Regions from separate parts of the Mus musculus genome. Here regions 2 and 3 are each linked to region 1. The links are chromatin loops, found by intact Hi-C in ENCODE. Cell type or tissue: heart. All regions are shown on one strand.

The links. Peaks named below come from ENCODE experiments on the same cell type or tissue, not always from the same donor. Only the 100,000 strongest peaks of a DNase experiment are listed, where the experiment ranks them.
Region 2: a loop joins it to region 1, with 2.9 times the contacts of the local background. A loop is called at or near these places in 2 of 42 quality-filtered maps.
Region 3: a loop joins it to region 1, with 2.4 times the contacts of the local background. A loop is called at or near these places in 2 of 42 quality-filtered maps.

What each region holds. Positions count from the first base shown.
Region 1 is chr1:86,578,956-86,586,955 of GRCm38, forward strand. Pde6d (phosphodiesterase 6D, cGMP-specific, rod, delta) reads right to left here and starts at 3,830. Exons shown (of 5, transcript NM_008801.3): 1 at 3,345-3,830. The coding sequence starts at 3,394. It overlaps Cops7b (COP9 signalosome subunit 7B), which reads left to right and starts at 3,966. Exons shown (of 8, transcript NM_172974.3): 1 at 3,966-4,141. In heart, no CTCF peak of the experiment used is centred here; a DNase peak (open chromatin) is centred at 3,636; H3K4me3 peaks cover 2,337 bases; H3K27ac peaks cover 2,035 bases.
Region 2 is chr1:86,699,191-86,707,190 of GRCm38, forward strand. It overlaps Dis3l2 (DIS3 like 3'-5' exoribonuclease 2), which reads left to right and starts at 4,614. Exons shown (of 21, transcript NM_153530.2): 1 at 4,614-4,681. In heart, a CTCF peak has its summit at 4,770; a DNase peak (open chromatin) is centred at 4,641; H3K4me3 peaks cover 1,769 bases; H3K27ac peaks cover 1,322 bases.
Region 3 is chr1:86,497,898-86,505,897 of GRCm38, forward strand. No RefSeq gene overlaps it. Among named protein-coding and RNA genes, the nearest start is that of Ptma, 25 kb to the right of the region's middle. In heart, CTCF peaks have their summits at 2,203 (motif pointing left), 3,271 (motif pointing right), 3,891 (motif pointing right) and 6,432; DNase peaks (open chromatin) are centred at 904, 3,874, 6,374, 7,764 and 5 weaker places; H3K4me3 peaks cover 3,194 bases; H3K27ac peaks cover 6,370 bases.

The DNA.
Region 1 (8,000 bases):
TATTTGAATGTTTGGTTACTCCCCAGTTTGTGGAACAGTTTGGGGAGGATTAAGAGGTGTGGCCTTTGGCTGGAGAGATGGCTCAGTGGTTAAGAGCACTGACTGCTCTTCCAGAGGTCCTGAGTTCAATTCCTAGCAACCACATGATAGCTCACAACCATCTGTAATGAGATCTGATGCCCTCTTCCCTTGTGTCTGAAGACAGTTATAGTGTACTTAAATAAAACAATAAATAAATCTTAAAAAAAAAAGAGGCAAAGAGGTGTGGCCTTGTTGGAGGAGGTGTGTCATTGGGAATTGGCCTTTGGGCTTTCAAAAACCCTCAAGGTTTCAGTTAGCAGTTTGAGCCTAGTATTTGTGGATTAGATATAAGGTCCAGTACCATGTCTGCCTACCTGTTGCCAGGCTCCCCATCATGGCGGTCACAGCCGCTAACCCTCTGAAACCATAAGCCCCCTTTTTCTCTAAGTTCCTCCCTTGGTCACAGTGTCTCATCATAGCAACAGAAAGTAATTAAGGAAATAGTAAATACAATTTTTTTAAAGAAACAATCTGAAAACAGTTCAGAGAAAAATTATCCAACCAAAAGTGGTGAATGATCAAGTTGTTTCTAACATAAAATTATCTTTTTTAAAAAATGGGAATGAAAAGCCATCTAGTTCCTGTTTTCTTTCTCTTTTAAAAACTTATTACTTATATGTGTGTGTGTGTATATATATATATGTGTGTGTGTGTGTGTGTGTGTGCTTACATGAGTTTATATGTGCCACATATGGGCAGGTGCAAGAGGGTGTTAGATCCTTGGAATTCAGTTAACCAACTGCCTGTGGGTGCTGGGGATCAAACCCAGGCCCTCTACAGGAGCAATTCACATCCTTAAGTTTTTAACTACTGAGCTGTATCTCCAGCCCCATTTTCCGTCTTTTCATTTTCAGATGTCAACAAAGGACACCGGAGGATGAGCACTCTATTCCTCCTGTGCTAACTGCTATGTGGCTATTTCCCTTTGCTTTATAATTTAATCAGCTCCGGTCAAGCTTTCCCTGAAAGCCTGTTTCCTGAAGCACTCACATCATTACTTAAGTGGCTGATTCACACACACTCTCTCTTTCTTTTTGGTTTTTGAGACAGGGTTTTTCTGTGTGCCCTGGTTGTCCTGGAACTCGATTTGCAGACCAGGCTGGCCTCAGACTCACAGAGATCCATCTGCCTCTGCTTCCTGAGTGCTGGGACTAAAGGTGTGTGCCACCACATCTAGCTTTATAGTGTTTTCTATATTTGTCCATTAGCCTTTATCTCAACAGGTTCATGTCAAGAGTAAAAGTGACAAAATCCACAGTTTCCTGCTATATTCGTTTATCCCAAGCAGACAGGGAACTACAGAAGAGTCTGTTACTAAACTTCACTATGGAAAGCCACTGAGGGTTTATCCTGAATGTCAGTGTGTAAGGAGATACAGCCTTCTGTGTTTACAAAGCACAGCAGGGCGACTCACTTTCCAATCCCTGCCAGTTGCAGAGAGCTGTTTCTTCACTTCTCAACGCACCCTACTTGCTCACACTCAAAAACAAACCCCACAAAACCTCGGTATAGTTTTTACTTGAAGGGTTTTCCTTTTGCACCCAAAACTTCCTGGGTTGGTTTTTCCCCTTGGGGCCACAGAAACCCATGACCCCGTTTATGCTTCCAGTCTATCCGTTCACCACTGTTCACACAGTGGTACGTGGTTCTTGTGGTGTTGTTTTTGATTCATTCTTTTTTTGGAGTCAGCCTAGATTGGTCTTGAACACATGACAATCTCTTGCTTCAGTCACCAAGTGCTGGGGTTATAACCATGATTTAATCATGCCTTGTATGAATTCTAGAATTTACGTTCACCTTAGTTTCTAACCATAGCCAAGCAATTAGATATTGGAAGATGTGAAACAGGTCTTGAGACAATGCAACAGGTTGTTCAGAGAACCAGTTTAGGGAAGCCTAAACCTCCAGAGGCAGGAGCTGGGTAAATGATGGTTACATCCCACAAAGGGAGGCACTTAGGAATATTCCATATTGTACAGCAGAGATTAAGGTCAACAGAATGTAAAACTGGAATATATTTCATCTGCATTTTATGGTGACAAATAGTCCATCAAAACACACAGCTTCTAGCTGAAGGTGCTGGCCACACCCTGAGTTCTAACAGTTCCAGCACTCAGGAGGCAGAGACAGGTAGACAGCCTGGTCTACACATCAAGTTCTGGGTCAGCCAGAGCTACACTGTATGACCCTGTCTCCAAAATAAAACAAACGCTTCGAAGTTTTCTCTCTCTATATAAAGAGGTTGCAAAAGTCACAGTGTAGCTACAACAGGCCTGAAGCAATGGTTTCTTTTCCTCCTCTGGCTTCTCACTTTCTTCCTTTTTGAAGCAGGGTCTCCTATAACTAAGGCTGGTCTTGAACTCTATGAAACTCTGAGGATGACCTGAATTCTGGATCCCCCTGCTTCCATCTCCCAAGTACTGGGATCACAGGCATTCAACACCAAGTCCACCGAAACAACGAATTCTGATATCATATGGTGTCCTCAACACAATCAAGTAATTGTGAACAGCTTCACCATAATAAAGCGTTAACCTCAGCAATGCCAAAGATAATTTTGCCGGGAGTCGGTTCAAAACCAAAGTACCTCATGCATCTCACACACCTCCTATTTCTCATCTCGCTGGAAAGAGAACTTGAGATGTTAATGCTCCAAAGGCCAACAAAGTGTTAAGATGGGGTCCGTCTTTAATTTCTCTTTCCCCACCTCTCCACTACTCCAGCCCTATAAGAAGCCACAAGTGAGGAAGAAAAGTTGTGAAAACAAGACGGATGTGTGTGTGGTGGGGTGGGATGGGGTACATTATCCCCCACATACAAGGTCACTTGCTTGGAGTCACTTTCTCCTGCTCCCACCCTGGGCTTCCCGCCAAAGTCGCTCCTAGGCAGGCTAGGAGGCCAGCTTGCTGCACTCCCTCAGCCTCTGCGTGGGGACTGCAGCCCCCTTCTGGCCTCCCGGCCTTCAGGACCCTAATTTCAAATGGGAACTCTTCTCGCAGTAGCCAGGTCCCGGGGCTCCTCCACCTCCATCCTCCCCCCCGCCCCCCCCCCCCCCCAGGCTCCATCAACGTCCCCTTTCTCCCTCAGGGTGCCCCTGTGCCTGCCTCCCGTTCGCGGTCCCTCCCGGGGGCCCGGCACACAGTTCCTTTCCTGCCCCTTCTCGTAGCCCTTCTTCCCCGGTGCCCACCTGACGCCCCTGCCAAAGCCTGGCTCCTTAGAGCCACGGCCTCCTCCCAGCCCCGCCCCTGCTCCCGGGCGGATACAGTTTGAAGCCTCTCAGGATATCCCTGGCCCGCTCGTCCTTGGCTGACATGATGCGGCGCCTGCCGCCCGCGGCCCTCCCACGCTGGCTCCGCGGGGCCTCGCAGACGGTACCCAGGAACCGAGGACAGCCGCAGCCCGGCCGGACACCTCAGGTGAACAGCGGTGGCGGCCAGACCCGAACCGGCCTCTCCCTCCCCTCAGCTCCCGCTCCTGATCCCTTCTCCTTCCCTCTAGTCGTGGAGCTCCCGCCTTGAAACCAATGACAAGCCAGCCTTGGCGATTGGCATCTTGAGTAGCCAATAGCAACGCTCAGCGGCTTCGCTCGGGGACGGAGAGCGTCAGTGGGAAAGGCCCTCTTGGAGAGTCCCGGAGGACAGAATTTTCTTTCGTGTTGTTGCCTAGAGTTTGTCCCAGAGGAGCGATGGCTTGAAATCTTCAGAGGCGTTTGAGATGCCTGCTCTTGTTGCCGGGCACACTAGTGGTCTGAGACTATGGCAGGCTGCACTGTACAAGGTGGCAGAAACTACATTTCCCAGCATCCCAGAGAGCACAGGCGATCCCAGCGCACCATTAGAGGCCAGGGACTACAAGTCCCAGCATACTATGCGCTCCATCTTTTTAACTTGGGTTCCAGTGTGCCGAGCAGTGTGCACATATTTGAAATCCTCCTATGGGGTTGGTTTCTGAATCCTGTTACTTGAAACCCAGCAGGAAGGTCTTCTTTTACCCCGGAGACGTGACAACCCACCGACAGTTAACTTCTGTTTACATGGAACTCAGGAGTCTGCAAACCATGGTAAGACTGCAAACCACCAACAAAACCACATATTAAGCCACGAGAGATAACAGAACAAAATGACCTCCTCAAATAGTGTTAGTTTATTAGTCTGGAGTTCATTTTTACTTGTTTTGCAGGGTTTATGTTATATTTCTGCTTTGGACTGGGTGAGCTAAAGATTGTTTATACTCAATGTTAGTACAGGAAGACTTAAAAGATTTTGCCAATCCAATCTCTTTATCTTTTGTTTTTAAATATGAGGAAATAGAGACCCGGTGAGGCAGAGACTGGCCAGAGAGCACAGCAAATTGACACAGTTAAAATCTGGCTTTACATCTACTGACCTGTCATCTAGTATCTACACTACACTAGGGAGGTAATATTTTTAGAAGCATGGCAATGTGATTGTTTTTCTCCTTAATGAACAGTTTCTGAACTAGTGTTGAAACACCCAGAAAATAGGAAAGCATTTATTTCATGGATTTCCTGAAAGGAGCTGGTGTGACAGTCCTTTATCCTCAGACTAGATAGGTCTTGCTATTTTTATTTGCTTTTTTGACATTCAAGTTGACATTTAATGATTGTTTTTCCCCCAGAAAGTAGATAAAGTTGGTTTAACCCTCTGTTTCCTTGGAGACGCCTGTGTCCTTCCTCTGGCCTTCTTTCCTGTTCTTGTTCCCACTCCACCCATTTGATCACCCACCCATTTTGTTTGTTTTTCTTCCAAGTAACTCAACAAACCTTGTTTTGGTTTTTGGTTTTGGTTGGGTACTGAATTAAGTAAAAGATAGGCCACTGTTATTCAGAAGATACATAACTGATTAGGGAGATAAGGAGATTCAAGATGGAGTTGACAAGTGGCATAAAAGAAAAGATATCAGAATGCCACAGAGGATTACTTGTTGGCCTTTTAGTCAAGATCAAGTGGAGAATGCCTTAGAGGTTCTGGTGACGTGCCTTTAACAGCTGGCAAAACTTCATGGTGGAAATGACATTTGAACTTAAAGCAGTGGTTCTCAAACTGTGGGTCAAAAATCCCTTTGGCAAACCGCTATCTCCAAAAATGTTTACATTATGATCCATACAGTAGAAACATTACAGTTCTGAAGTAGCAATGAAAATTATTTTAGGGATGGGGGTCACCACAGCATGAGGAATTGGTTTTTTGTTGTTTTTTTTTTGGGGGGGGGGGGAGACAGGGTTTTTCTCTGTGTAGTCCTGGCTGTCCTGGAACTCACTCTGTAGACCAGGCTGGCCTCGAACTCAGAAATCCGCCTGCCTCTGCCTCCCGAGTGCTGGGCTTAAAGGTGTGCGCCACCACGCCCGGCATGAGGAACTGTATTAAAGGGTCTCTGCGTTAGGAAGGCTGAGAACCTCTTACTCAGAGGTTGAGGATTTTCCCCTCATGTTAATTTTTTTTTTTAATCCTGAATTATCTTTGTTAATGAGATGTGCCATACATTGGGTGAGAGAAGATATACACACCCATAAGTATCACCCAAATCAAGAAGCAGAGCCTTCCCAGCAGCTACCACGTATGCCCTTTTCCACCATAATACATCCGCATATCTGCAGGCAATCAACTTGTTTCCTGGCTTTATGGCTATGTGGATATTTTATGTGTATTTGAATTTGTATGTGGATTTCACTTATACGTGATTATGCAGTATGTGCGGCATATAGCTGACATGTGTTTGTAGCATTTTTTCCAATGGCAAGTTGTATGTATAGTCACAGTTCATCTCTGAGAGAGTTGATGGGGATCTGAGTTTTATCTTATGAGATATGTTATGAATTGGGTTGGGTATTCTTCCTCTTTCTCTTTTTCTTTCTTTCTTTTTTCTTTTTTGGTTTTTAAAGACAGGGTTTCTCTGTGTAGCCCTGGCTGTCCTGGAACTCACTCTGTAGACCAAGCTGGCCTCGGACTCAGAAATCCGCCTGCCTCTGCCTCCCAAGTGCTGGGATTAAAGGCGTGCGCCCGGCTGAACTGGGCATTCTTGTATGCTTCCTTTGTGGACACTTTGCGCAGATTTTAGGAAAAGAGTTGTTAGCCTTGTAGAACATATGCATGGTCAGTGATAGTAGATAGTGCTAGTTTTTCAAAGTGATCATGGAACTGAGGCTTTTGCCTGCTGTGTTGGAAAGTTCTAGTTGTTGCTCATTCTTGTTAACCCTGCATATTTATCATAAGTCTTTATAATTTTAGTCATTCTGGCTAAACACGGTATTTCGTTAAAGTATGCATTTCTATTTTTCTGATGCTGTCCACCTTAACCTTGAATGGTCTTTGTGTCAATGTGACTTTTTAAGGCTTTTGCCTACTTTTTGAAATTAGGCATTTGTCTTCCTACTGATTTGTAATTTTTTTTTTTGGTTTTTCTGAGACAGGGTTTCTCTGTGTAGCCCTGACTGTCCTGGAACTCAGAAATCCGCCTGCCTCTGCCTCTGGAGTGCTGGGATTAAAGGCGTGCGCCACCACGCCCGGCTGTAATTATTTTTAAAAATTTTATTTATTTTATATATGTGACTACACTGTCAATGTCTTCAGACATACCAGAAGAGGGCATTGGATTTCATTACAGATGGTTGTGAGCCACCATGTAGTTGCTGGGAATTGAACTCAGGACCTTTGGAAGAATAGTCAGTGCTCTTAACCACTGAGCCATCATCTCTCCAGTCCCCTGATTTGCAGTTCTTTATGTAGTCTTACTGATTCCTTTTTCTGACACATACTTTGCAAATATCTTTTCCAAGGGTGTGGTAGGTCTTCATCTCCTACTTGTGTCTTTTGATATGTAAATTAATCTATTTGTTGTATCTGTGTTAGGAATTGAACCCAGAACCTTTCCTATGGCTGACTAGGCAAGAGCTTTACCACACCACTACTCCCATCCCCAGTACAGATTAAAAAAAGTTTAGATTTATTTATTTAATTTTATGTGCATGAATGTTAAGCTTGCATGTGAGTATGTGCATCTTATGTGTGCTTGGTTTTCTTGGATGTCAGAAGAATACCATGTCTGATACCTTGGAATTGGAGTTATGGAGGGTTGTAAACTGCTATGTGTGTGCTGGGAACTGAACCCAGGTGTTCTACTTAACTGCTGCACCATCTTTCTAGTTCCATTTTATTTTTTAAAAATTTATTTTTTTTAGGTTTTTTTTTTTTTTTTTTTGAGACAGAGTTTCCCTGTGTAGCCTTGGCTGTTCTGGAACTCACTCTGCAGACTAGGCTGGCCTTGAACTCATATCTGTCTGTCTCTGCCTCCTGAGTGCTGGATTCAAAGGTGAGCACCACTACTGTCTGGCCAGAAATGATTAATTTCAATGTACTATAATAGTCTTAAAAAACCCTTCATCTGCCGGACGTGGTGCTGCACGCCTTCAATCCCAGCACTCGGGAGTCAGAGGCAGGAGGATTTCTGAGTTCGAGGCCAGCCTGGTCTACAAAGTGAGTTCCAGGACAGCCAGAGCTATACAGAGAAACCCTGTCTCGAAAAACAAAACAAAACAAAAAACATCGTCTTTGCCTTCAGAGAGCCTGGATTACAACATTGCCATTTACTGACTTAGACTGTTAGCCTTAGTTGTTAGCATACTCGGAAAATGATAATATTTTATACAGGTCATAGTTTTATAAGAACCTGACAAAATAAATATGGACAACGGTCACATAGAATAGTTCACTAAGTAGTGTTGCCATTAGGCTTATTGTTTTTCGGAACCCCAGGGGAGCCGCTGTTGCCTGAGGGCACACTTGTAGGGAAAGTTCAGCCAAAGGGGTGGGTTTTTGGCCCAGGATAGTGATGGTGACGGCTACTACTTGGACCCTAGAATCACCAAGGGCACACTCCTCTCCTCAAGCCTCATGTTTTAC
Region 2 (8,000 bases), 120 kb after region 1:
GATTAAAAGAGACCACTCAGAATCTAAAGAGATGCATAAGACAGAGATGGAAGAGAGATAAAACACAATGCCTAGAGAGGATAAAAATGAAAGTTCTTTCTTTTGAGACTAGTTCTCATTGAGCCCAGGCTGGGCTCAAAACCCACATTTAAAGTATAGAATGAGAAAAAAAAAGTGGAGCATTAAGAAACACTAAAAAGCTAATAATAAGAGACTGTCTAAAAGGAACAATATACTGAAGAAATTAGGAGAGAATTGGGTTCAGTGGGTAGAAAGTACTTGCTGTGCAAGCCAGACCACCCGAGTTTTATTCTGGGAACCCGTGTAAAAAGCTGAGTGTACATCTGTCATCCTAGTATCCCTGTGGTGAGATGGGAGCATCCGCCAGCTTCCAGGCCAGCTAAGCTAGAATATGAAGCATCGTTTAGAAATAAGAAGAACTCTTGTCTTAAAAAGGTGGAGGGAGAGAACCGAGAACCAACTCCTGAAACTTTCTCTCTCTCTATCTCTCTCTCTCTCTCTCTCTCTCTCTCACACACACACACACACACACACACACACACAGAGTGTGTGCATACACACAATTTAAAAAAATGGTAAGTTGACAGTTAAAATAATTAGAAAGACAGAAATCATATTTATTTCTTCATTTTCTTTTACGGTATTATGTGTACAGATGGGTATTTTGCCTGCGTGTATGTCAGCACTATATGCATGTAGTACCCATAGATGTCAGAAGAGGGCGTAAGATCCACGTGGTGCTGGAGCTACAGACCGTTGTGAGCCAGCCCACAAGTGCTGAGAACTTGGGTCCTCTGGAACAGCAGCCAATGCTCTTAACTGCTGAGCCATCTCTCTAGCAAGATCAAAAATTTAAACGGGGCCTATAAGGTAAAAAAAGAACACAATGGTAAAACAATGAGACCCAAGGATTAAAATTTTAAAAGGAAAAGAGAAACTAAATACTAGAAAGAAAGAAAGAAAGAAAGGAAGGAAGAAAGAAAGAAAGAATGAAAGAAAGAAAGGAAGAAAGAAAGAAAGAAGCCAAGCATTTATATATAGTAAAACAAGAACAAAACCAGAATACAGAGCATGGCTTCCAGTTGGAAGCAGTGGTCTGGGTGGGTGTAGGTGCGTCGAGGAAGAGGCTGGGCCAGGTAGTGAGACCTTGAGACATCCTTATTGCTTGTCCACAGCTCGTTGCCCATGCACCCAGTCCACCTATGCGGTCTTTATGATCTGAAGTCTCCCCAGAGCCCTCCAGGCCAGCTAGCATAACTTTACTTTGCTTCTTGGAATGGTTTCAGTTCTCACCTATTTCACACCCTCCCCAGATCCTTTACCTCCTGTGTGATGAGATTAGCACACAGCAGTTAGGTCAAGCTGCTGAATGAACTGGTCCTGCCTTATCTCCCTGGAGTTCCTGTGGCGTTTGGTTTGGTCGCTGCACTCTTTCACCCACTTACTCCCACGAATGTGTATGTACACGCTGCCTCTGTCGCCTGGGTTTATCTTTGAGATTACAACACTTTTTTTTTTTTAATTGATCCCAGGTTGCTTAGTAACTGCTCTCTTCCCTGTCTCTGATGCCAATGGAATTGAATGGATGGAAAAAGACAACTTCTGGGACCAGCTGATGGCAGAATGTGTAAAGATGTGGTGATAGGGAACGTGCAGTTATCGACCACTCCTTAATGCCTGCTGTTGTGACTGGGTGGGTATTAACACGGAATCCTGAGCAGAGGCAATGGTGGTCAATAATCAAGATTAACCTACCCTGGAAATCTCTAGGACAACAGCGGCTCCTTCTAAGTCCTTAACTCATCAGTGAAATGGGGTTTAAGAGCAAGGTCACAGACTGCAGGTTTATGTCCTTCCAAATTCATATTCTGAAAACTGGTCCAAGGTAATAGGAGCTGGAGCTTTGGAAGGTGATTGCAACACAAGGGTGAAGACATCAAGAATGGGATTGGTATTTTTATGAGAATGTAGAAAGCCAACTGGTTCTTTTCCTGTCTGATCAGGACAAGGCAGGAAATAGGAAGTCGGTCCCGACCAGACAATCTGCCAACACTTTAACCTTAGAGTTCACAACTTCAGGAATTGTGTACATTTCTGTTGTTTAAGGTTCCCAGCTTATGGTTGTTACAGCAGACAAGACCAAGGTGTAGACACAAGGCCTCCTAAAATCAAACTGGTGTGCTTCTGGAGGCTGGAGGCTCTTTTCATATCCCAGCAGGGCATGGGAGTTGTGGTTCTGTTCATATGCTGGGTATTTGGAGACATTTCTCAAAGCACTTTGCATCATTAATGGACTGTCAATCACCCAGAAACCAAACATAGATTAGGCTTACCATGTTGAAGGGTAGAGCTAATTAGGCCTTCCCGTTTCTTATGACACCACTGACATCCAACAGAAACCCAACCAAATGGGGCCTAATGAATCACCTGACCCTTCTTCAGAATACACTCTAAGGTATATGCTAGACAGAATTCACCGACTCATGCGTTTGGGCCTTCTCTTCTCTAGATCATGAGGTGGCTTTATACCTTTTATTCACAAAACAAGTGATATGGCTTACTTTTATCAAACCATCACTACTTACTGGTCCTGGTTTGCTGTATTATATCTAGGCCTTTGCTATAAAATGAATGTCTGTCCTTCCCCACCTCCCCAACACCTAAAGAGACAGTATCGGGAGGCAGAGTTATTGATTGATGATTAAGTCATGGGCATCTAGTCTCCATGAATGGAACAGTCTCCTTGTAATAGATTCTAGAGTCCGTATTTGTATTTTCTGTCTTTCGGGAATATGGCGAGCAGATTCCTGATGATCAGTCAGGAAGTGGCTCACATCAGACACTGACAAGGGTCTGTGACTTAATTTTGGCTTTCCCAGCCTCTGCTCACAGACCACTCAGTCTCTGGTATTTCGTTTCTGCAGTGAGAATAGATTAAGATAGCTCTCTTGACTATATCGTTCCTGTATTCTTCAGCCACACATTTAAAACCGTTTACTTGGTTTACTTTCATAGACAGCTGGTTAAACCAATTGTGAAAAGACTCACAGTTTTTCACAGGAAATCATTATTTCTAAATCCTTTGGAAGAGCTTAAGGGCACCCTTGTTCTAGGAGGATTATACATGGACCAGAAAGGCATGTGGAGCAAGGCTCTTAGCCCCCATCCACTACAAAGTGTGCTGTGGACTTCCTTCAGCTCACATGAGGAAGACAGGCTCACTAGACTTAGGAGTCATGGTAGTACATGCACTCAGCCTTCACACCAGATGTTCAGTCAAAATGTGGTCTTAGACACTAATGATCTTGACTCTCCTTCCTTTGTCCTTGCCATTCTATTCTTGAGTTTATTTTTGGTTTTCTTAGCTCACCTCCCATTTCTGCCCCCCACCCATACCCCATTTGTTTGTTTGTTTGTTTTTCCAATCCTTTGTTCTTTGTCTCTACTGGATTTCCCCATCCCTGTTTCCACTATCCTGCTTACTAGTCACAGAATCCCCAAACCTCTGCCATTTATTCTCTGCAGTTAGAACAGGCAAGGTTTGCTTACACGCAAGTTTGTCTAAGGGTTCTGAAAGGATCTGAGGAGGAGCGAGAAAAAATAAAATAAAATAAGAATCCGCAGGCTCATTCCTTAAGCAAGCATGGAAGTTATACCAAGGTGGGGCTTCTTAAAGCAGGAAGAAATCCAGAAGTTTCCCATATCTTCTTTTCTTGACGCTACATGGAGAAAAACGAAGCTGCCTCCTTCACACGTAGACAGCTGGTTAAACCAATCATGAAAAGACTCACAGTCCAATGAAGTGCACTCCACTCCCTACTTTGACATTGTAGTATTGAATTTTGATTATTCTACTGGCATCACTGAACACATGATCTCCACAACAGTTGGCAGCTGTGACCAGCTCCTCACTAACTTTTTTTGTTTGTTTGTTTCCTTTTCATACTTCCCAGGACGCTCTTTGGGTTTCCTTCTCTGTGGTTCAGAGTCCTCATGTTTTCAATTTTTGATCCATTTGCCTATCAGGCCATGCTGCCTTCCTGCAGCCTTAACACCACATTGCAGGTATTCCATGGCTTGACCCACTTTCTCTCCCCCTCCACTTGGTTGAGGTTTCTTTGCTCTTCTCTTCTTTTGCCTAGGCTAGCCTTTCTCGCACAGGCTTTATAGCTTCCTTCGCTCATCTGAGCTAGCTGGACACTGTCACCTCTCTGGTTACCAGCCTGCGCGTGCCAACAATGCACCTAGTCCTGTACAGGTGTCCAGTGAAGGAGTGATGGGCCAATGCTTGGATGAATAAAGACTTGGTAACTAGGAAGGTGGTGGCGTTGGTGCTGAGAGCATCCAAAAGTCAGGTGGAACCTGCAACGTGACAACGGCTGGGTGGTGGGTTTAGGATCCAGATAGCGCGAGAGGGACCCCAGTCAGAAAGGCTGCTGTCGCTAAGGCGGGAGCCGCCCACGCGGGATGAGCCTCGTACCGCCCCTCATTCAATCCCGTGGTCCTGCAGCGACCACCGCCTCCACCGCCCACTAGCCCCGCGCTTCGCTCTTGGCTCAACCCGGCCACCGTCGCTCTCGGAACGCTCGCTCGTGACCCGGAAGCGCATTCTCCCTAGCAACTGCGGGTCTGCGGCGCCGCCGGCCTCCCGGGAGCGACGGTGAGGCTCCTGCCCCCTCCCCCTGCGCACGCCCCGGCCGTCCGGCCTGGCCTTCCCTCCGCGCCGCGTTTCGCGGCCGGGACCGTGCGTCCTAGCCTCACGGGGCGCCCGACCGCGGCGCCTCTGGTCGCCTTCCGCCGGCCCCGACCCGGCCTCAGGCTCCTCACGCCCCGTGGGCCCTAACTTTTTATATTTCAGTTCAGTGCGAGAGGAGGGAGAGGGGACTGGAGTCGGTGTCTGGGAAGCCGCGACTTTCCGAGGCTTGGGGCACCTGGGGACGTGTTCTCTCGTGGGTCCTGATGGAGGCTGATAGGCTTGTGGTGCCTCCGGAGTGATGAGCGGCAGCGCTTGCTGATCACCCGAGCTTTCCAAAGTGATATAGACTTTATCAGGTGTCTATACGCTTTGAACCGAGCATTTATTTCCCCGGGAGTTAGCTTTGCAGTTAGGAATGAGCTGTGGACAGTATATTGTATTTTAGCTGTTGTGGTGTCCAGTTTTATACAGAAGGGACGTCCTGGGACCTGACTAATCTTGGGAAAGATTGCAAGTAAAATTTACTCCGTTAAATAGGGCCAGGTGTAAATATATCTCTGATTTACACTTCAAAAGATAACAGTGGCACCGAAAACCTCTTTTGAGTTTGGACAAGTGACACCAAAAAGACCTTAGACATTGCTGTTCTTAATAGAATGATGGCGTGAAAACATAGCTGTGAACAATTTGCAGAATTATTTAGGAATAAAATTCAGGAGCCTTTTGAGATTCATCATTGAAAATGGTATCATTTAGTTTCAGTACTAAGCACCTGTAGTGTTAATGCACTTGAAATAAGTTTTAGAAGACATACGAGGTTGTACACATTCCACCATTGGGAAAACAAGAAGATGACATATGATTAAATACAATCTATGTGGTAGGTATTCAGTGCTGTGTAGTAGGTTAGGGGGTGGGACTTTTAGGAACATAGTTGATTTGCCTCTAAAGGATAGATACACTATGTATTGGAGGGAACTGAGCGAATGAAATAATTTTGTAAATAATATTCTTTAGGGCTTGGGAAACGTTTTCACGTGGTTTAGTTCTTATTTAAAAAATTAAAGTCACTCTGATCCTGATCCATTTCTTTAAGAACACACCATGTTCTTACCCCGTCTAGATCTTTTGCTTCTGCAGTCAGTCTTATTTTTATGTAAAACACAACAGTTTAAGCAGAGTTACTGTTTAATACGTGAGACTTAAGAGTCTTGTGGAAATTTTGCTCTTTGACTGATATTCTTTATTTTTGAGTGTTTAATGTGTAGCAGGCGCTGTGTCAGGAGACAGCAAAAACAATGGTTACTCAGCAACCAATTACTATGTTTTATCTATGGTATGACCCCCCAACCCTGTGTGTGTGTGTGTGTGTGTGTGTGTGTGTGTGTGTGTGTGTGTAGCTTATCCGTCTTTGATGCTCTGCTTGACTTAAGCTGTAGGAAGACCTTAGCAGTCCTTCAGCAGGTGCTGTGCTTGGCTGTGGAGTTAAGAATGAATTCAGATGTGACTTCTGTCTTTAGCAGACAATATAGCTGCAGTTGTGATATGTTAAGGGAAGTCACAAATGCAGCATATGAATGGAGAGATTCGGGATGCGTGGGAAAGGAAGTGCTCCAGTCTCACTGAAGATAGCAGGGCAGAGACCCTGTGCTGGCAGAGTGGCTGGAGAGGACCAGGGACAGAAGGTACAGCTTTAGAGAGGGAGCTGGGGCCACATGGAACAATCTGGTAGGACAGAGGGCTGGAGCAGTGGCGTGGGTCCAGATTCTGCTGGACCCTGTAGGCAAGCTGAATTTTTCTTTGTGCTTTGAATAAAGAGAAGCCTCTATGGAAGGTTCTACTTAGGGACTTAGGCTGTGTGTTGGGTTGGGATGACATAGTGTGTTTGTGTCTGAATAGCATGCTTTGTGTTTCTACCACTGGTTAGCCTTTGTATTGTTTTCCCATTCCTTGTTCTTCAACTTGCTCCCTATATTTTGTAAATTTTAATAAAAAAACCACTAAATTTACATCTATTTGTGTGTGTGTGTGCGTGTGCGTGTGCGTGTGCGTGTGTGTGTGTGTGTGTGTGTGTGTGTAGGCTTGTGGGGGTCTCTCCTGCTACCAGGTGGGTCTCTGGGGATTGAACTCAGGTGGTCAGACTTTGTGACAAATGCATTTTTTCCTGAGCCATCTCATTGCCTCTCATGCTTTATTATAATTTGAGAAGTCTCCATATCCCACTTGCAAGATGTACTCATTTTTCTTTTATTTGGGAAAAAAAAGAATTGGGGCTGAAGAGATGGCTCAACTTTTAAGGGCTAGACTCCTAACCAAAAATATAAAAGAGATCATTATGGCTAGTTGATTAGAAGTAATTTTAATCAGTACTACTGCTTGGAAACCAGTTTTTGTGACTTTTTTTTTAAACTCTTTTTTTTTTTAAAGTTGTAGTAAACCACATAATATAAAGCCTACTGTCAGGCTGGGGATTAGCTTAGTTGGTGAAGTGTTTGCAGCACACGAGGACCTGAGATCCATATCCCAAGCAGCCATGTAAAACCCACACCTGGTGTCATGTGCTTGTAATAGCTGTGCTCAGGAGACAGAAAGATCCTTGTGTTCTGTTGTGATCTGTGAACCCCAGGTCCCAGTGAGAGACTAGCTTAGAACAAAAGAAAACCAAGCAAAACAAAGCAGCCCCCGAGCCCTCCCAAATGAAAACCAAGGCAGACAGCTTCTGAGGGTAACCTAAGGTTGACTTGCTGGTTTCCAGGTGCATGCGTCCATCCACAGACACCTAATCACTTCCAAGTGTTTAGTTCAGTGGGGGTAACGTTTCAGTGAAGCGTAGCGTAGGTCTAGAGAAATCCGCTCTCTTCTCGCCTGCTCTTGGCAACCATCTTTCTGCTGTCTGTTGTCATAATTTTGGCCCCTTTGTTTAAGTGAGTGGACTTGTGCATTGCTCCTAACGTCCCTGTCTTCCATCACTCAGCTCAAAGCCATCAACTAATCTCTGGGCTTCATTCACACAGTTGGGGCAAAATAGTTTATATTTTTTTAAATCTTCTATTTGGTTTACCAGTAATAAATTTGGAAGCCCTGATGAATTAGGAAACGGTCCCTTTCCTTCAGTTTTTTGTTATACTTTGTATGCAGTTGATATTTCTTTTTCCTTACCTGTTATCAGTATTTATTACTGTTTCTATCTGGTTTGGAGTGTCCTCGTGGGAAGGTTTTTGTTGGACTAAAATCTGGATTCTTTAATGGAAAGTATTTATGATAGCTGTTTCTTTTCGAATGA
Region 3 (8,000 bases), 81 kb before region 1:
CCTGTCCCTAGCCCTGGAGACAAGTTCCCTGTGTTATCTCTGTAGTCATTATCTTTCTAGCTGCTCCTGCTCAGGGAATCACATGCTGTTCAGGCCTAGGACTCAAAGGACTACTGGATTCTTCCTGACTTCCCAACATCTGCATTCTCAGAGGCAGGCTGCCTGAGTTTCCAAAGAACCCCAGAGAGACTCCCGAAGCCAAGGTGGAGGCTGGGCTCTGGTCCTAGCTGTGCAGGCAGTTCAGGGTGATGATAGTTAATGTGTAACTTTTCCATTCTGAAAGAGCCAAGCTTGCTGGGAAGGACAAGTTCTGAGCCTGGGTGTGAGATGCAAATGTAGCCTCCTATGTAAATCGTGTGGGTTTCTTTTCTGACAAGGTTCAGCCACGCCCAGATGTCCAAACAAGTGCTTAATGGCCAGATACCAGAGTGTCCTCAGTAGTGGGCTAAGCACAGGGCACTGACCTTCAGGGGACATGTCTTCTCTTTCTTAAGTTCAGGCCGGTTCCCTGCGCAATGAAATTGACATGGGCTCCATGGCATCCTTGCCTGAGAGAAATACTTTCAGTCTGGGGTGTAGCTGGTTCTGTGGATAGGGTAGCTTGCGGGTAGCACCCTCTCTAATGAGAACAGCACAGATTCAGGCAGATGTTAAATACTAAGTCTATAGGGTTCTTATTTATTTATTGTAGAAAATTTATTTATTTATTGCAGGAAATACCCTGGAGTGGGAGGGAGCCAAGCTTAGGACTTTGCATCAAAGATGTTAGACAGGGTTACACCAGCACTGGGCCAGGCAGGCAGGCAGCTGGGCCACTGAGGCCCTGGGGAGCCCCAGATGTTGTCTCTTTCAGCTCACTGCTTTCTAAAGGGTTAGTAGGAACACCAGAGGGGTTGAGAGGAGGAGCAAGGGGCTCCCCTGGGGTTTACTGTGGAACAGTCAGGGAAGGCCAGGCCATCTGTTCCCCAGGCTTCAGGAGCAAACTGGGCCAGGCAAGGGGCTCCCAAGTACCAGCTAGCAACACCACCTTTGTCCTGTGCTTACAGAGGTAGCTACTTCCCACGTAGATGGAGGAAGAGATGGCCTCAGAGCTCCTCTGCAGAGGAACCTCATTAGAAGTCTGGGAGTGTATATGAACAGATGGGGAGCAGGTTCCATGGCAGATGGGGCAAAGAGGGTACCCAAGACACTACAACCCTGAACTACCAAAAAGGTCCCCGTCTCAGTCCACCACTGTTGGGTATCCACACTGCCTGTGGATAGTTCTCAGAACCCGCAGTGGAGAAGGCAGGTTGTAAGGGACCCCTTCAGGCAGGGCTGGTGATGTTGGGCTCTGCTCCACCCCTCTACCATCCCCACTCAAGGGCACCTGACTCTAACCTCCATGTTGTCTGATGCTTGTTGTCAACCTGCAGCCACCCAGATCCCTCTTGTGTTGAGTAATAGAGGTGCCTCTCACTTGTCTCAGTAACTTCTCTCATAGCCACCCCATAAAGGTGATGTCAGCCATAATCTCTCCATTGCTCTCCATTCTTAGGACACCTGGCCTTTTTTTTTTTTTGAAATGGTGTTTGGGATAGAAAATCCAGGGCCTTGCACATGCTAGGCAAGCCCTCTACCTGGGTCCTGTTTTGTTTTGTTTTGTTTTGTTTTGTTTTGTTTTGTTTTGAGACTGGGTCTCATGTTGTCCAAGCTGACCTCATACTATGTAGCTGAAGATGACCTTAAACTTCTGATTATCTTGCCACCACCTCCCAAATGCTGAGACTATATAGACCTGTTCTACAGGTCCAGATTATGTGGTACTAGGGAGTCAAACTCAGACCTGCATTTAAACACTTTACTAACTAAGCTGTATCTCCGGGTCTCTACCTAGGACTTTTGAGACAGGATCTTAGTGATTCCTTCAATCATCTTAATGGCAGTACAAGGCCAAAGAACCAAGGGTGAGCTCCTCAGAGCTTCAGGAATCTGGGGGTCCCAGCCTCATTGAATTTCTCTCCCTGATCACATTTAGAGGTGCTTGCTGCATGTTCTTTGTGATGCCAAGGCTCCCAAGAAAGTCACCCTTCTCAGGCCTGGTTCTTGCTAGGTATCCTCATTCAGAGTCTCGTATGTAGGGGCTGACAACAGATGGGTTCCTGTTTCCACACACCCCTCTTCCACTCCTCTGACTGAAGGGGACAGAGGGCTCCCCCAGGTGGCCAAATATGCCAAGGCTGGAAGCTGGAGAGAACTTGCTTCAGACTTCTGGCCCCTTCACTCCCCTAAGTACCTGGGCTTACCCAGAGCAGCTTGGATATTAGGAAGTCAAGTCTGTGTTTGTTGTCTGCATGGAGCAAAGGAGACAGCAACCCAGGAACTGTACATCGTTCTCAGCTCGGGAAACTGCTGCTAGTCCCAGAGCTGCAGGAATCGGTCTTATATGTGGCTATGGGTCACAGGACACAGAGACATGAGCATGGGAAGCACAGGGCAGAGCCCAGTGAGAATGGCCACGTTCAACCCAAGGCTCTCATCCTTCATTCTTATGTTTTTGGGGATTAAACCCCAGGTCTCACACATACTAGGCAAATACATTTCCACTGCACTGTATCTCTAGACCTTTTTAATGACTGTAGAGACAGGGTCTTGAATTAGTGATCCTTGTATAGTCCAGTTTTGAATCAGTGATCCTTCTGACTCAGACTCCCAAGTACCTAGGATTACTGGCCTGTACTAGCTCTAGGCTCAGCTCTTTTCCTTCCTTCCTTCCTTCCTTCCTTCCTTCCTTCCTTCCTTCCTTCCTTCCTTCCTTCTTCTATTTATTTATTTATTTTTATTCACGCTATTTTCTAGGCTGACCTGGCCTGGAATTCACTTTGTAACCCAGGCTGACCTTGAACTCCAGATCCTCTTACCTCAGCCTCCCAAGTGCTGGGATCAGAGGCATGTACCACCCACCACACCTGGCTCGACTTCCAGGAGACATGCACTCTGGTTTCTCCAACTAGCAAGTGAGGCAGCAGATAAAAGCAGTTGAACTCCTTGTCTAAGAACTCCCAGAACCTGGCTCAGGCTTCCCTTCACGGCAGCTTACTATCAATCACGGGCAAACAGACTAAACAACCAGGAGACTGGGCAGATGTCTAAACTCACAAATAAGGGCATATGCCTTGAACTCCCTATCCTGGGAGCATGTCCAGCAGGTGCCCAGGAGGAATAGAGTGTGAACAATGACAGGCCAGTCACATCTAACACATGGTACCTATGGACTGTGAGGGTAAGGGAGAAAGCCAGCCTCCGTCTGTCACCAGCAGGGGGCGGGCAAGAAGATTTAGGACTTAGGTGTTGGTCTTCCTAGACCCCCTAGAACCAATGGCAATCTATTGGATCTGTTCCAGTGACAGGCTTGCAGGCCTCATTCAGCTTCCTGGCAGGGCAGGCAGGCCTCAGCATTCTCAGACTCAGGTTCCTGCCTGGTAACAGGCTCAGAGGCTGGGGACAGACACATGGATGCTGGCTTGATCACACACAGCTCCACCCACACGAACATCTTCTGAAGGCGGAATCTGCTGCTGCCATCTGTTCCGTGCAGACACAGTTGAACACTTGGCCTCCTGTGCACGGGGAACAGTTCACACAAGTACATATGTGCACAAGTGTGCCTGTGTCACACACACACACACACACACACACACACACACACACACACACACACTAAAGGGGATCTTGGTGAAAAGGGAGGTGAAAAGCCATGCTGATCCAAGAGCCTGTAGGGCCACAGCTCTGGAATCTCCCTCCTCTAGAGTGGCAGACTGCCAGGTAACCTCCTACCTTCCCTACCCTGAGGCTGTCTTCTGAACTCAGTCTGAAGATTGCTAAGGCCTGCAATGCCCAAAATGACCACCAGGGGGCGGTTGAGCATTGAAAAAATCCGGCCAGTTCAGCCTCCATCCAAAAACCTTACTCCACTAGACATGTCTAAAAGCGCACTAACCCCAATGTTGTGACAGAGAAGGAAGGTGGAGGAGGAAAGATGGCTAGGAGGCTGAGGGAAGCACATACGTACAGACTGGAGACATTGACAGACTCGAGACCTTCATTTTAGGTATTTTGAAATAGTCTTTTTTAGTCCATCCTGGCTTCAAGGATCCTGGTCCTCCGATCTCTGCCATCTAAATGCTTGGATCACAGGAGTGCACCTCAGCGCACAGTTCAGAGCATTTTATTAGAGAAGGGACAAGATATAGTTTTCATTTCATCCTGGCTACAGTGTGTGTTAGGTAATGTTGGTGCTCAAGACATGGTTCAATAATAATCCCGTGGCACCTGGGAGGAGAGAGCCTTGAGAAGCTAGGGGAGGCAAACTGGAGGGACGTGGGGGGGGGGGGGGGGGGAAGACGGGCATTTCTGCCAGAGCTTAGAGGCGGAAGGAGAGCGGAGAGCGCTGCGGGTGGGGTAGGGGCGTGATGTGTGCAGCGTCTAGACCTGTCATCCGGGCACCCTGGAAAGAGCCCCTTCCCTCTGCCCCACCACTTAACCTAGAGGGCATGGAAATGGTGTGAGGAGCCCAAACCCCGGCTTCCTTCTGTTAGGGTTGAGGGGCTCAGGGATTATTCATGGGACTTGGCTTAGTTCTTACTGGCACCCTCTCCCTCTGAGATAGGTCAGGCGCTGAGGCCCACCCTGGCTGGCTGGCTGGCTGCTGGGCTCTGGCTCCTCGCATGCGTCTGGGCTCTGGTAACCTATGCATACTTGAGCACATTGCAGGCTTTCCCTTTAACAAAGATCCCTCCTCAGGATCCCACTTAATCTTCACAGCAGCCTGGAACACAACCCCACATCTCACTCACAGCTGAGGAACCACAGCCTTAAGGGGCTTGTGTGTGGCTAGACAGGCATACACATCTTATGCATGGAGTAGCCCTGGGGTTTAAAAAGAGCCTATTTGCTCTTACCCTCTTGCTCCCTCCCTCCCCATTCCCTTCCCCCCTCAGCACGTGGTCACGGCAAGCCTCTACTATTCTACTCTCTCCTCTGCCTCTACTAGCCTTTTAACTCCCCTCCGATGACCTGAATAAACTCTATTCTATACCAAAAAAAAAAAAAAAAAAGGCGTATTTTTTACAAATATTTACACACACACACCCACTATAGAGACCATGTTTAGAGGACAATTTCTGAGTTCTCTAACTTCATTATATGAGTGAGTCCTGGGGATCTAACTCACCAATTTGAGTCTCCCTGGCCTTCTCTTTCTTCAAGGAGTTTTGGTATAAAGTTCCTCCCCGACCGACCTCCACCCCTGCACCATCAGGCCCTTGGTGGCCAGCTGTGGAGAAACTGCCTGCCTCTAGTGGATTATGATCCCTGTACAAGAGGACTCTAGAGGACTGGTCACCAAGCCTGCAAGGTACCCTGACCTGAGTCCAGTTTTAGGTTCCTACCGGGAAGGGGGGGATGGTGTACGGGGAGAAGAGGGGAACCAGCAAGACCGGGCCCTGGGGCTCTTGAAGGATGGGGGTGGAATGGGACGTGCCTGGGCAGACGAAGTGGGGACAAAGAGGGCCCCAGCACACCTGGCGGCCTGCAGCCCGCGCCCGCCAACCCAGATTCAAAGTGGAGTAGAGGCTGTGATTGGTGGCCGGGCCCAGAGCCCCACCCCTCTCACCTCTTAAGCATCTGGGAAAGGGGAACCTTGTTGAGAAAGGCCCCTCCTCATGTTCTTAACCACTCTGCGGTGGCCTGGCTAGTAAAGGAACCTGGTTCGCTCTCCCTCGTGCCTCAAGCCTGGCTGGGGTTCTGGGGGTAGAGCTCCATCACTACTCTCGGACTTACAGGGCCATCCAGTCAGACTTCCCTGACTTGACTTTCAGACTATGGCCTCCTCCACTTCCTTGTCTTACCCTGGCCCCCACTCTTTGAGTGATCCCTGTTCTCTGGCCCTTCTCCCAGTACAGCCACCACCCTCGGGACAGCTTCCCGGGATCCGGTCTCTTCACGCGTGCACCCTGTCACTACAGTGGCCGTCGAGCTTCTCCAGGAGGCGGTGTCTGGAACTCGCTACACGGTCCTGACACCCCCTTCCTGCAGCAGGGAGGAGGGCGGGTAGTTTGGTACATAGCTCTCCGGGTACCGCAGGGATGCAAGCCCAACGCCTGTGTAGGCGCCCTCGCGGGTGCAGATGGCCGCCTACGGAGCAGGTCCGCACAGGGGGGCCCGGGGGCGGGGGAGTTGCTAGGAGCTCAGATTTCGGCTTCGAGGGGCGGGGCTGGTGCCGAGGCCGCAACCAATCCCGTCTCGGCCCGGACTCCCCACCAGCCGCCAATCACCGTTCGGCCAACCTTCTGCCCGCCGTGTCCTTTGTTCCCGCTGGCCCGGTGGCAGCCGCGGGTCTCCGGCCGTAGGACTTCCGCCCGCGCGGACCAGGCCATGTGCCGCGTAGCTGGGCCCGCTAGGGGGCCTCCTGGTCTCGCCGTCAGGTGGCCTGTTCGTGTCCTTGCACACAGTCTCATCTGCCCTGAGTGGTTCCGGAGGGTCCGGACAAAGCGTTTTGGAAGGCGGGCTTTAGTTTGGGGCGGGGAGGTAGGGTGGCGGCGGCACGGAGGAGCACGGGACCTGGGCAGAGGTCCAGCTCTGGCTCCACCTTTCCTTCCTCGCCCTCAGCTGCGCTGCCTATGCTGGCGGGGTTTTCCCATGCACAGCTCTCATATCCATCCGCCTGCGAACTCCTGGCCGTCTTTGGTGTGCATCCTGTGACGTTCCTGGAAGTCGCAGGTGCCTCTCGCAGGTCCTCTTTTGTCAGAGAGTCTAGGATATCCTTAACTGTGACCCACTCGGTTACCTTGACCTGGGGATCACAGATCAAGGCAGGGCCAACCCACCGTGGAGTCTCAGGCTTTCCAAACTTCAACAGCATCTCTAACACGGCACTGGCGGCCTTGGTTCCTCCTGAGACTTGGTTCCTCTCTCTCTGACTAAATTGGAGCCACCGTTTTCTTATCTGCAAAATGGGGTCGATTACAGTGTTGTCACCTTTATTGCTTTTTTTGGTTTTGAAGACAGGGTTTCTGTGTATAGCCCTGGCTGTCCTGGAACTCGCTCTGTAGACCAGGCTGGCCACGAACCCCACCTGCCTCTGCCTCTGGGTGCTGGGATTAAAGGTGTGCACTGTTTGCCTCCACACATCTTTTGACCAGGCGGACTCCTGTCCTCTGCTGAACAGCTCGTGTTCCTCCGGCTCCAAAACCTGGGCGTTGACAACGGGCTCTCTGCCATATAGCTCTGCCTGCCTTTCCTGTAGACGGGTAGAATTACTTTTGTTGAAGCCTTTACTAGGGGTCTAAGGGAGCAGCAGGTCATCTCCACGTGTCCCCTTACAAAGATGTGGGGCATTGAGCACAGTCAGGACAACAGACCCGGCGGCAGTTTGGCTCTGCAAACATGCTCTGCAAACAGGCATAAGGGCGAGTGATACATGCTTCTTGCCTATAGCCGCCTTTTTGACTTTGCTTTGGTTCCTTGCCCTCCCTGGTTCCTATGGTGTCCCAGATGGATTAATATCACCAAATTGAAGGAAAACTTAGGACCAAGAACAACAGGAGCTGCCTCCCTCCCTCTCAAGGATTCCCCAGGGCTCTAGCTTCTAAGTCATCTTGGGGGGTGGAATTGGAGGAGCCAGTTGGGAAGCATTGCAGGGAGGAGCAGGGAGGGCAGAGAGATTGACAAAAGAGGCCAGCTGCTGTTTGTACACAAGCCCTAAGTTGATAATGAGTGAAGGGGTGGGGGAAGGGACAGGGTGATGGCTTGGCTGGGGCCTCTGCCAGCTCAAGAGGCTGTCCAGAGTATGACTGGCCCACTGCTGGCCCTCCCGCTCTGGCCAGTGCATAAATCTGCCCACAACACAGTGCTAGAAGCCTGGGGCTGGGTGGTGGGTAATGAGTATCTGTAGCCAGAGTGCTGAGACCTGAAATCAACCACCAAGAGGAAGGAAGGAGGAGGACCCAGCACAGGGTCCT